Linked DNA regions of Homo sapiens: regions 2, 3 and 4 are each linked to region 1. Evidence: chromatin contacts called from ENCODE Hi-C or POLR2A ChIA-PET data. All regions are on one chromosome and are shown on one strand. Each heading gives the region's core, a stretch centred on a gene start or an enhancer-like site at or near the end of the contact. The rest is flanking DNA. Distances are from core to core; before and after follow the strand shown.

What was found. Hi-C counts contacts between places; a loop is a spot of excess contacts on that map. ChIA-PET counts read pairs that join two places held with the same protein, here RNA polymerase II (POLR2A). Pooled maps may share reads with other maps.
Region 2: a map of endothelial cell of umbilical vein shows a loop between it and region 1 (10-fold over the local background). The contact joins the promoter of CTTN here to the promoter of FADD in region 1. A Hi-C loop is called at or near these places in 13 of 168 maps with a recorded cell type or tissue (IMR-90, K562, PC-9 and 10 more), 23 of 37 single-sample maps with no recorded cell type and 28 of 50 pooled maps. POLR2A ChIA-PET finds 5 or more read pairs at or near these places in 9 of 52 experiments (Caco-2, H1, HEK293 and 6 more).
Region 3: a loop to region 1 is called in a map of IMR-90, with 8 times the contacts of the local background. The contact joins the enhancer-like site here to the promoter of FADD in region 1. A Hi-C loop is called at or near these places in 5 of 168 maps with a recorded cell type or tissue (CD14-positive monocyte, IMR-90, chondrocyte and 2 more), 2 of 37 single-sample maps with no recorded cell type and 5 of 50 pooled maps. POLR2A ChIA-PET finds 5 or more read pairs at or near these places in 1 of 52 experiments (IMR-90).
Region 4: a loop to region 1 is called in a pooled map, with 5 times the contacts of the local background. The contact joins the enhancer-like site here to the promoter of FADD in region 1. A Hi-C loop is called at or near these places in 2 of 168 maps with a recorded cell type or tissue (CD14-positive monocyte and K562), 1 of 37 single-sample maps with no recorded cell type and 5 of 50 pooled maps.

The regions. Positions count from the first base shown.
Region 1 is chr11:70,201,702-70,204,567 of GRCh38, forward strand. FADD (Fas associated via death domain) reads left to right here and starts at 1,595. Exons shown (of 2, transcript NM_003824.4): 1 at 1,595-2,044. The coding sequence starts at 1,759. RefSeq lists silencers at 2,005-2,084, 2,134-2,325.
Region 2 is chr11:70,397,155-70,400,007 of GRCh38, forward strand. It overlaps CTTN (cortactin), which reads left to right and starts at 1,375. Exons shown (of 18, transcript NM_005231.4): 1 at 1,375-1,460. It overlaps CTTN-DT (CTTN divergent transcript), which reads right to left and starts at 1,308. Exons shown (of 3, transcript NR_186321.1): 1 at 944-1,308. RefSeq lists an enhancer at 671-740 and silencers at 991-1,040, 1,141-1,650, 2,232-2,301.
Region 3 is chr11:70,419,462-70,422,426 of GRCh38, forward strand. It overlaps CTTN (cortactin), which reads left to right. Exons shown (of 18, transcript NM_005231.4): 9 at 285-395; 10 at 939-1,049; 11 at 2,009-2,119. Among named protein-coding and RNA genes, the nearest start is that of CTTN, 22 kb to the left of the region's middle. RefSeq lists an enhancer at 84-1,283. Within about 2 kb of position 1,446, at least 2 of the 41 ENCODE cell types and tissues checked have a DNase peak (open chromatin) inside an H3K27ac peak, as active enhancers do.
Region 4 is chr11:70,435,673-70,438,372 of GRCh38, forward strand. CTTN (cortactin) reads left to right here. Exons shown (of 18, transcript NM_005231.4): 18 at 1-903. Among named protein-coding and RNA genes, the nearest start is that of CTTN, 38 kb to the left of the region's middle. Within about 2 kb of position 1,384, at least 2 of the 41 ENCODE cell types and tissues checked have a DNase peak (open chromatin) inside an H3K27ac peak, as active enhancers do.

The DNA.
Region 1 (2,866 bases), core at 345-2,844:
CACAGTGGCTCACGCCTGTAATCCCAGCACTTTGGGAGGCTGAGGCTCACTTGAGGTCAGGAGTTCAAGACCAGCCTGGCCAACATGGTGAAACCCTGTCTCTACTAAAATACAAAAATTAGCTAGGCATGGTGGCAGGCACCTGTAATCCCAGCTACTCAGGAGACTGAAGCAGGAGAATTGTTTGAACCCGGGAGGTAAAGGTTGCAGTGAGCCCAGATCGCACCACTGCACTCCAGCCTGGCCATAGAGCGAGACTCTGTCTCAAAACAGCAAAAAAAAAAAAAAAAAGAAAGAAAGAAAAAAAAAGTAGATTCGTGGTTGGTGGGGGAGGGGAGGAGTACATGCTAATGGGTTTCTTCTTGGGGTGATGAAAATGTCCTAAAGTTAGACAGCAGTAAGGGTTGCACAACCTTGTGACTACACTAAAAACCACTGAAGTATAACTTTAAAAGGGTGAATTGAATGGTATGTGAATTATATCTCAAGAAAACAAACTCAGCTGGCATCAGCCCCTGCCCCACCCTGTGGTAAAGCTGGGTCCTTGTTGGCTGGTGAGGGCTCTCCTAATCTGCACCCCCTCCTCACCTCCAGACCCACGGCATTGCTGCTCCTGGAACCCCAGCCGTCCCCTGTGCTCTGCTCTTCTGTTCTCCGTGTGCCCAGCTCTTCCCCCCACACCTAGGTACCCGGCCCCTCCCAGCCTTCACCTGCGCCTTTACAGAGGCCCCATCAGACCACCGGGCCCCCCACCCTCCACACGCCCACCCCGTGAAGAGACTCCCTTTCCCCTGGCTCTTCTGAATTTCTGGCATACTATACGATTTCCTTATTTTTCCTTATTTTTATTTTTTAATAGAGACGGGGTCTCACTATGTTACCCAGGCTGGTCTCGAACCCCTTGTCTCAATCAATCCTGCCTCAGCCTCCCAAAGTGCGGGCATTGCAGGCTGAGCCACCACGGCCGCCACGACCTTCTCTTCTGGAGCGTGTCGCTTTTGTAATTATGATGTAAACTCCGGGCACGCGGGGACCCTCGCGCTTCGCTCACTAATTTGTCCCCAGACCCTACTACCTGGCACAGTAGGCGCTCAATACTGTTGATTGAATAAACGACTGCTACTTTGGAAATCATGTATTATTTAAATCACATGTTTAAACGCACATAAACTTCTGAGTAGTGTTTTCTGCACACACAAGATGTCTCCAGGGGCACCAAAGAATGCATTTTCCACGTTTGTCCCTAAACGTTAATGCATAAGTAACCTTGGTCACCAACAGATGTGAGGGCACGTGACGTTCGGGCTGCGCCCTCCCCGCCCCGGCCCTGCACACAGTAGGGCCGCACCGCGCTTTGCAAACAGGTGGACTCGGCAGAGGCGCGACCGCCCTCACCGCAGAGAGCTGGGCCACCTGCAGGCTCTCAGGACACCCAAGGCCCCACCTCCCACCCGGAAAAGAGACGATACGCCGGGCGCAGGCGCAGAAGCCGCGCCCGTCCGCGGCGCCGCCAGCCAGGGCGGAAACGGCTGCGGCTTCGCTAGGGACGCATGCGCGGGTCCCTTAGTTTTCGCGAGATAACGGTCGAAAACGCGCTCTTGTCGATTTCCTGTAGTGAATCAGGCACCGGAGTGCAGGTTCGGGGGTGGAATCCTTGGGCCGCTGGGCAAGCGGCGAGACCTGGCCAGGGCCAGCGAGCCGAGGACAGAGGGCGCACGGAGGGCCGGGCCGCAGCCCCGGCCGCTTGCAGACCCCGCCATGGACCCGTTCCTGGTGCTGCTGCACTCGGTGTCGTCCAGCCTGTCGAGCAGCGAGCTGACCGAGCTCAAGTTCCTATGCCTCGGGCGCGTGGGCAAGCGCAAGCTGGAGCGCGTGCAGAGCGGCCTAGACCTCTTCTCCATGCTGCTGGAGCAGAACGACCTGGAGCCCGGGCACACCGAGCTCCTGCGCGAGCTGCTCGCCTCCCTGCGGCGCCACGACCTGCTGCGGCGCGTCGACGACTTCGAGGCGGGGGCGGCGGCCGGGGCCGCGCCTGGGGAAGAAGGTGGGCGCGGGGCCGGGCCGGGGGAGCCAGGGCCTGGTCGCCCGGCTGTAGGTGCTGCGAGGCTCCTCCGGTTGGCCTCCAGGCGCCTCCCCTTTGCCGGGTTTGATTTGCGTGGGTTTTCTCCGTACAGCCCTGGTTTTGCAGATGGGAGAGCCAGAAACGCAGAAAAGTTAACTTATTCGAGGTTGCAGGGCGTGGACACGCACAGTCCTTTTTCCTCCACCCACTTCTGCCCGGGTAAATTAGAAAACTCACTGAAGAAAAGATGAGTCAGAGAAGGTGTGGGGGAGGGGCAGAGGTTGGGTGAGCCTGCCTCGCATCATTTCCTTTCTGTCTCGGAATATGCTTTTCACGGCTGTCTGAGAGTAATACTAGCATTCAGTAACTCCTACCCAGGGGCTTACAGTGTGCCGCTTACCCTTGTAACTGCCAAATACAATTTTCGCAGTAGCCCTGTGGCTTAGATACTGTTAGCTATCACTGTTCCCATTTTACAGAGGACAGGACTGTGGCTCACAGGTTAAGTGGCTTTGTCGAAATGCGCAGCCGATAACTGACGGAGCTAGGCTTGAGCCAAGCAGTCCGGCCTCCGGATGGGTAGTGTTAGCCACTACACTGCCTCTCTGGTCAAGTTCATTGTGGAGTGGCTTCCTGTCCTGCTCTCGGTCACTCCCTCTCCACCCTCGCCTGTGGATTGCAGCAGCTTCCAGGATAAAAAAGAAACCCTGAGTACAGCAGAGTTTCTCAGCCCTACCCCCCTTGTTCTCAGAGTCGGGAGAGGCTTGGGAGTGCTCTGGGGACGCCTCTCAGAGGCTTCAAGCT
Region 2 (2,853 bases), core at 125-2,624, 200 kb after region 1:
TGGCCAAATTCTTTAAACAATTTGTAACAACTTATGATGTATTCATTATCGAGTTAAATAAAATATTTGACGTGTTCATTTTATATGTGTATGAAGGTCATGATTTTACCTTTAAAAAAATGGTCAACACCTGACATTTCCTTCCGCCACCCGCACTTCCAATTCATCCTCACATCTGACAGTTTAGCTTTCTAAATGCCTCTTGCATCTATCCACTTCTCCCCATCTTACCTGCCACCAGCGGTCTGCCCGAATTGGCTACATTAGGCTCTACCTGGCCCTTCTCCCATCCATCTTCCACACAGCAGCCAGAGTGATCTCATTACAATTCAAACTTCATTATGTCTTATTTATTTATTTAGCGATGGCGGGCGGGGGCGAGGGTCTCACTATGCTGACCAGGCTGGTCTCGAACTCCTGGCCTTAGGCGATCCTCCCATGTCAGCCTCCCAAAGTGTTATGATTACAGGCGTGGGCCACTGCGCCTGGCCCAAACTTCATGATGTCTCTTATCAGCTTAACTTCCTCCGAGGACTTCCCGTGTCTCCCAGAATAAAGACCGAGGTCTTCGCTGTGCTCTATCGGCCTCTGCATGACCTGGCCCCTCTCACACCACAGCTCCGCTGCACCACTAGCCCTCTACCATGCTGAGCTGAGCCTCCTCCAGTTCCCCTGCTGCAAGACCGTTCCTGCCTTGGGACCTCTGTTGGCCCTGCTGTTGGAACCTGCTGTTGGCCTGCCTGGAAAATTCTTCCCTCCTTACCTTGTTTACTCTTATAGGGCCTTCACATCTTGGCTAACATGTGAATCGCCCAAAGAAACCTCTGGTCTCCCAGGGGTTCAGGTCCTACCGTCTCCCCAATACGATGTTATGAAACTCTCACTTCTTGGCATTTATCTCATTTCCCAGGTGAGTACCCATGTGGTTTAACGCTTGACTCACCTTCTAGGCTGCTATGTCCCTGTGGCCGGGGCTCGCGTCCCTGGCACGCATGTGGCCCTTTCTTGGAGGGGAGGTGCATGGTGAGCGGACGAGGACGGCTGAGGGCGCGCGCGGAGGGAGGATGGAGAGATGAAGAGGCTCCCCGCTCCCGGACTCAGGGCACGTGCGTCTCCTCGGCTGGCTTCCTTCCCCCGGCCCCGGGCAGCGCCGCGGATCCTGAGACCCCGCCGCGGGCTGTGTGCTGCTCAGCGCCCATCCTCTGCGCGCGCAACGCTACTTCCGGGCGAGCTCTGCAGACTCGCCACAGGCCGGGCTAGCGCTTAGCCAGCTGCGGGCGGACCCCCGGGACTCTTGCGGGCCAAGACGCGGGAGGAGGCGGGGCAGGGGGCGGGGTCGCGCGGGGACCCGGATGCGGCCCCGCCCCCGCCCTCGGAACCGGAAGTAGAGCCTGGTGCCTGGGAGCGGCTGGCGCGGCGGAATCCAGGGCCGACCCGGGCCGGACCGACCCCAGGCGGCGGTGAGCGAGCGCGGCGTCCGCCCGGGGTGCAGGCCGGGCTCTGCTTCTTCCCTCCTGTGGCGTCGCCTGGCCGCGAAAGGGGAAGGAAGCGGCGGCCGCAGCGGTCTCACCGCTCTTCCGCTTGCGGTTTCGGGGGCCGGGGCAGAGTGGCGAGGCTTTCCCGGCCTGGGGCGGGGCAGGGCGAGGGCCGGGGGTCCGCGAGGGCCACGAGGACGGGTCTGGGCCCAAGGAGGCCGGGCAGGGGGCAAGGGGGCACGGAGGGCTTGGGGCTGGGGTCCGCGGAGGAAGGTTAGAAAGGGGCCAAATTGGGGTATCAGCTCTGAGGGGAGGGTCCCTGGGCGCCGGGGGGCTCCAGGGCAGGAGAGGGGCCAGGCTGGGAGGGGTCTTGGGTCCGAGGGAATAGGAGAGGGGGATGGGCTCCGAGGGGGAGGGTATTAGGGCCCGAGGGAGAGGGGCTGGGCCTGTGGGGTTCGGGGGTCTGAGCGGAGGGGGCCGGGGTTCGAGGGGCCAAGGAAGGTGGGTGTGGGGGGTCTCAAGGAAAGGGCGAGGGGTCTGAGAGGGAGGTGTCTGGGTGCAGAGGGAAAGGGATGAGGTCCGAGGGGAGGAGATTGGGGTCTGACGGGAAGGGGTCCAGGCGCAGAGCTACTGGGATGGGGTCCGAGGGAAGGGAATTGGGGTTCGAGGGGAAGGGGTCGGGGCTCGGAGGAAAGGTATAGGGTCCGAGGGGAGGGGATTGGGGCTCCAGGGGAAGGGATCCAGGCGCAGGGAAAAGGGATGGGGTCCGCGGGGTCAAGGCGGTTGGGGTGCGCGACTTTGAGGGGCTCGCTGTGGGACGTGGCGGAGCAGCTGGGGATCCGCCCGGCCTGCACCTGAGCGGAGGTTTTGCAATCAGGTCAGTGGAGGCAGCGAGGCGCGGCTGCAGCTAGTCGTGAGGCTCTAAATTTGGAACCGTCCCTCCTTCGGGGTGTGTTTAAAATCACCAGAACGGTGCTTTGGGGCTTTCTGTTACGTTTCCATCACCTGGATAGTCTAAGGGATGCCTGATCCCTGAAGCTGGAAGGCCTTGGGTGAGAAGGGACAGGGCTTCCTCCCGCTGGAATCTGTGGACGTTTGGGGCCCCTTGGGGAGGAATTCATTTTCTGCTGAAGGAAGCTCCGGAGGCATCCGGTGAGCGCTCCCTGGAATCCCATGCGCTCCCTTTGGGCTCAGTGTTGACTTGGCTGCGCAGGCTCTGTCGGGGGGACTTCACCCACTAGGTCCTTCAGGCATGATCCAGCCCTCAAGCCCGGCCGGGCCCAAGGCCGTGGCGCAGGAGGGGCTGGCCGCCTGCCCCTGTCTCCATTCACGTGTTTGACCGTGTGGGTGAGTCACTGGCTCCAGAGCACTGAGTCAG
Region 3 (2,965 bases), core at 196-2,695, 220 kb after region 1:
CTTGCTATGTTGCTCAGGCTGGACTCCGCCTCCTGGGCTCAAGTGATCCTCCCTTCTCAGCCTCCTGAGTAGCTGGGCTGCAGGCACACACCCCCACCTCTGGTTACCACTGTTTGTGTTTCTGTTATTACACATAAATAGCACCTTTAAATACTGTCTGTATTATTCAGTGGTCCTACAGTGGACCTGAAAGATTTTTGTTTTTTTAATCAAAGGATAAAATACTTGCATGTTCACTGATTTCGTTGCTCCTTTTAAAGTAGTCCTTTTTTGTTTGTTTTTAGATTACTCCAAAGGTTTCGGCGGCAAATACGGTATCGACAAGGACAAAGTGGATAAGAGCGCCGTTGGCTTTGAGTATCAAGGCAAAACGGAGAAGCACGAGTCCCAGAAAGGTGTCTTCCGTTTTATCTTACCCTCCAGCCAGCAGCTAGTAATGTGACAGGTGGTAGCCACACCGGAAAAGGAAAAACAAAGCGTTATTGATAGCCCTTAACGTAGATGTCTCTTTTTCATGAAATGCCCAACTTGAAAACGGCACATCCAGAAACACAGCTGCTAAATAGGAACTCGCAGCTTGAGTGTTATGGCGCTCCAGCCCCAGCGGCGTTGCTTATCGTGGTGGCCACACCCCGCACGTCTGTGTTGCCCGTGTGAGCCTGTGCTGTCTCATGGTGCGGGTGGAAGCCGCATGCGTGGGAGCTTCCATGGGGTCCTGTCTGGCTTAGTCACGATGCTGAGGTCATAGACTAGGTTATTTCCTGCCACTCTCCAAGGAGGGCCTCTTCATGGATGTTATCTAAAGTATTACCAAAGATCCGGAAGGGAAGAGTAGATTGAGTGAATCATATGCGTTTAACTGTATTGAAAACATACTTTCCACCTGTGACCTGCACTACCTGTTAATGATGGGTTCTGGCCTTTCATTGTGCATGTAGACTATGTGAAAGGGTTTGGAGGAAAATTTGGTGTGCAGACAGACAGACAAGACAAATGTGCCCTTGGCTGGGATCACCAGGAGAAATTGCAGCTGCATGAATCCCAAAAAGGTACATTCACTCTGCCTGTATGCGAGATGGTTTTAGAAGTTTGTTTTTGTTCCTTGCGGGGTCAGTTGGTATGTGTTGTGTCTGCGTGTGCCTGCTGCACATTGTTTTGTCTTCACTGTTTGAAGTTGTCCTGTGTGCCCCCCCAATCCCCCAGTTCCCTCCAGCTAGTGTAGTCACAAACCCTCCCTGCTGACACGGGGTGGTACCCCAGAGAGCTGGGTTTACCTGGAAGTGGGTTGCACGGGCCAAGCCTGCAGCAGGGGGCTGGGTTTACCCAGGAGTGGGGACATGGGTCAAGCCTGCAGCGGGGGGCTGGGTTTACCCGGGAGTGGGGGCATGTGTCAGGCCTGCAGCGGGGGGCTGGGTTTACCCGGGAGTGGGGACATGGGCCAAGCCTGCAGTGCTCCTCATCCAGGCTTCTTGTCTATAAAGTGGGCCACGGTTTTTGGCAGGAGATACTTACTTTTGAACCGAAAGTGTTTTCTTGTTGGAATGGGTGCCCCTTCCCTGGAAAAAGGAGCCTGAGGGGGCTGAAAGCCTCTCAGTGTGACCCAGCCCTGAGAGAAGCAGGAGCGGGGCTAATGGGGCTGCAGCGCCCTCCGAATCTGCAGGGTCTCTCCTCCCGTGTACACAGATACGCACACTCGTCTGCAGTGTGCGTAGGACGCTAAGAATGAACTGCACAGCCGGGAGTGCCTTTACTGAATTATTTGAAGTACAGTTCTTAGGCTGTTCCAGATCTTCGCTGAATGTTCAGATTTTAAGTTCATTCTTTAACGTTGACCTCTGGAGCCACCTTCTGGCGCTGAGCCTGGGAGTAGGATCTCAAAGGCCCTAAGCTCAGGAGAGCCCTTGCTTTCTGGAAACTGTGTTTGATTTTTGCGCATGCTCATGCAATTCTAACCCAACTGTGTTTCCTCTTTTGGTTGTTTTCCCCACCGTTGCTTGTGGATTTTCAGATTATAAGACTGGTTTTGGAGGCAAATTCGGTGTTCAGTCGGAGAGGCAGGACTCCGCTGCTGTGGGGTTTGATTACAAGGAGAAGCTGGCCAAGCACGAGTCCCAGCAAGGCACAGTTGCCACCAGCCTCCTACCCTCCCCCCGACCCTCCTGTGCGGCCACTTCTAGCACAGACTTCAGGGCTCACCGTCAGCACCTGCAACACAGTCCTCCTGTGTCACCACTTGTCAGCTGTCAGGCTGTTCGGCACTTTAAACCCATTTCTAGTAGAGCGACACTGATTTTGAGTGGTTCACTTTCTTCCCTGTGAACTTGTGATCTGTGTATGGCAGGATGCGCCAGTTAGTGTGTGGGTGCCATCTTTCTAACCCGGTGACCCATCCAGTCTCTGGACTGGGGCATCTCCGGTCTCCAGCAGCATTCTGCCCGAGGCTGTTCTGCTGTTATTGGTGACTGCCGTGAGCCACTGAGTCAGGCCTTCCAGATGAGGAGAGAGGTGTTGGTTCAACCAAACCACTGGCCATTTGACCAGGGGCTTCGTAGCAGCAAGGGCCAGGAGACAGGCGTGTTCTGTGTGGTTTCTGTGTTTCATTTGTGGTGGTGTTTTTGGCCGGGGTTGGGAGGTTTTTTGTTTGTTCTGTTTGATGACACCATATGTGTGTAACATCTCCACACAGAGCCACACAGTATGTACGTGAAGCCAGCTCTGCATCCTTCCTTAGAGCAGTTATGTTGTTACCTTCAAAATTTGGACTTGGTTATTAGAACCTGAACACATAATTGGAAAAACAGTAATTCCCTAACCTTGCAGGGAAGACTCTAGGCTTTCCACCTGCAGCGTTAGAAACACACAGCAGTGTTCAGGTGTGGGCAGGTAGACACACCTGGGGTGGTCCCGCAGACTGCATGGAGATGGCAGTGGCTCTCCGTGGCATCACTGCTGCATGACAGTGTGA
Region 4 (2,700 bases), core at 134-2,633, 230 kb after region 1:
CCCAGAGCACAGGAGCTGCCATGTCAGATGGGAAATCTGCCTATGTCATACCGTGACAGCCCGCAGGATCAGGTGACTTCTAGCAGAGACCCTGGTTTTTTTCCTGTGCCCACTCCGGCTTGTCCTCATCTCTACCCATCCCCTGATGCCCAGGTCACCGGGAGGGCTGCTGGGAGCCTCTCCTGTCCCCGCCGGGCAGTGTCACTGAGTCCTTGAAATCCTCCCCTGCCCCGCGGGTCTCTGGATTGGGACGCACAGTGCAGTTGAGGTCTGCGTCGGGCTTGGCTTTTCACAAAGGCTGATGTCTTAACTGTCACCCATATGGTCCCTGGGCCACCGGGCAGCCTGGGGCGGTGTGTGTGCCATGTCACAGCATGGCCTCTCGGCCTTGGGAAGGAAGGCAGTGCCTGCTCTGCTGTGAGCCGCCAGGAACCCTCCTCCTGTCAATGGGGGTGTAGTATTTTTGCCAAAATATCATGTTCAATTTCAGTAGTTTGATCAGTTGAAGGCTAGAAGTGTGAAGTGCAGATGAGTGTGTGTTCTTCCCCAAGGTCCCCCCACAGCTCCAGGACACCGCTGTCCTGGCATTTGTGGCCACTCACTTTGTAGGAAACTCATCTCCTTCCTGAGGAGCCGGGAGGCTGGACCAGTCCCGTCGTGCAGTCAGGTGGGCGGTGTGTCTTTCCAGAAGGTCACGTGGAAATGTCTCGGGACTTGGGTCCCGGAGTGCCCGTGAAGCGTGTTTTTGCTCCTGAGGTGCATTTTCTCATCATCCTTGCTTTACCACAATGAGCAATGAGGTCGGGTTTTATATGCAACTTATTGTATCTGAATTCCTGTAGCACACCTCATAGGTATGATTTTTTTAAATTAAAGAATTCAGAATAAACATTTTTTGATCCACTTGCGTGATTTGCTTTGGTCTGTGGTCACTCCGTTCTGCAGTGGAAGCTGCGTCGACACTCTCGGTGTCCTGCGCCCCGGACCTGGGCTGGCGGAGGCTCTCCTGCCGTCCAGTGCGTCTCACGCGTTCTGTTCTGGCTTTAGACCGAACCGTACGTTCCCTTTTCAGTGTTCATTCAAAGGTGCTGCTTATGAACTGAAATGTGTTTACTCTGGCAGATGATTCAGTTTTTTGCACAAAGGTTCCAAGCAAAATAAAACACTCTGTGCTTAAAAGTCATTTCTGAATTACAGTTCTCAAATCCTGAGGGGGATTTTGCTCCCAGTCTCGTTTTGCTCAGGGGCACCAGAAGTTAAAGGCTAAGGGGAACAGTGGCACTGAGGGAGCAGGTGTGCCCTCGGGAGCCGGGGGTGCTGGGGAGCTGGGTTCCGGCTCACACTTCTGCCCATCAGGTGCTCCCAGGGAGCTTTCGGCTACACGACATGCCTGCTACCCCTTCCAACCTGGGTGGTGACGGAGCACTGCCTCCTCCCTTGGGCTGTCCCACACCTGCCTCTGGCTTAGGAAACAGTGCCTCTGCCAGCTCTGCCCACAGGAGCCTAACGTGAGAGTGCCCCCGCCCTCCTGCCACAACCGGGCTGCTGTGGGTTCTGCATCACAGGGTTGCAGCCCTAACGGCGAGCCCCGTCCCACACAGGGCCTGTCTGCTGGGTGAGATTGCAGCCACCTGCAGGGAGCTGAGTCCTGAAGAAATGAGGCATGAAGGCTTGTGAACCAGGGGAAAGTCCCAGCCAGGGTGGGCAGACGGGGTCAGGGGGCTGGAGGACAGGGTGTGACGAAGGGAGGGGGCCATGCAGAAAGGGCCCCCGCTGGCCCACTGTCTGCCCAGTCGGTGTGTGCCTGTGCCGCCTGCGGATGAGCATGGCAGGGGCTCAACAGGAGCGGGACACATCTTGAGTGGGTCTGTGTTTCTGTTCTATTGGTGGCCAAGCGTGGCCTGGCAGCTTGAGTGCCTGGAGCCAACCACCTGAATCTTAGCCGCTTTCTTTTTAGATGTGGTTGGGGTTTTTTGTTTCTGTTTCTTGAGAAAGGGTCTTGCTCTTTCGCCCAGGCTGGAGTACAGTGGCGTGATCTCCGCTCCTGCAACCTGTGCACCCAGGGCTCAAGCAATCCTCCCACCTCAGCCTCCCAAGTAGCTGGGACTACAGGTGCATGCCACCACACCTGGCTACTTTTTGTATTTTTAGTAGGGACGTGGTTTCACCATGTTGCCCAGGCTGGTCTAGAACTTCTGACCTCAAGTGATCTACCTGCCTCGGCCCCCCGAAGTGCTGGGATTACAGGGATGAGCCACCGTGCCCAGCGTAGATGTGGTCGTTTTAATGTCAGCTCACCGTGCCTTCTGTCTCAAAGTTGGATTCACTCCCCAAGTCCCCTCTGGCCTGAAGAACAGCCTAGGGGCATGCTTGCCTGGGAGCAGCTTGCTCTCAGCCTGCTGGAGGAGGGAGGGCAGGACATGGACGTGCTTTTCTCTCTTGGTGCCCAGACATGGAAAACGATTTTGTGGCACATAGGGAGCCGTCGGCACACAGGCACCTCCAAGAGCCACTGGAGCCACTGCTGGCCACTCTGGGCGCTCAGATGTGGGCACAGCATGGAGAGTGCTTTGTCGGGGTGAAAATGCTTACTTTGCTCCTGGAAGATATGCTGGCGAATGCTTCTTCAACCCAAGATGTTCAGAGTGGCTGACATGGTATTAACTGTGCACATACTGTGTGCTGGGCCTTGGAGGGGAG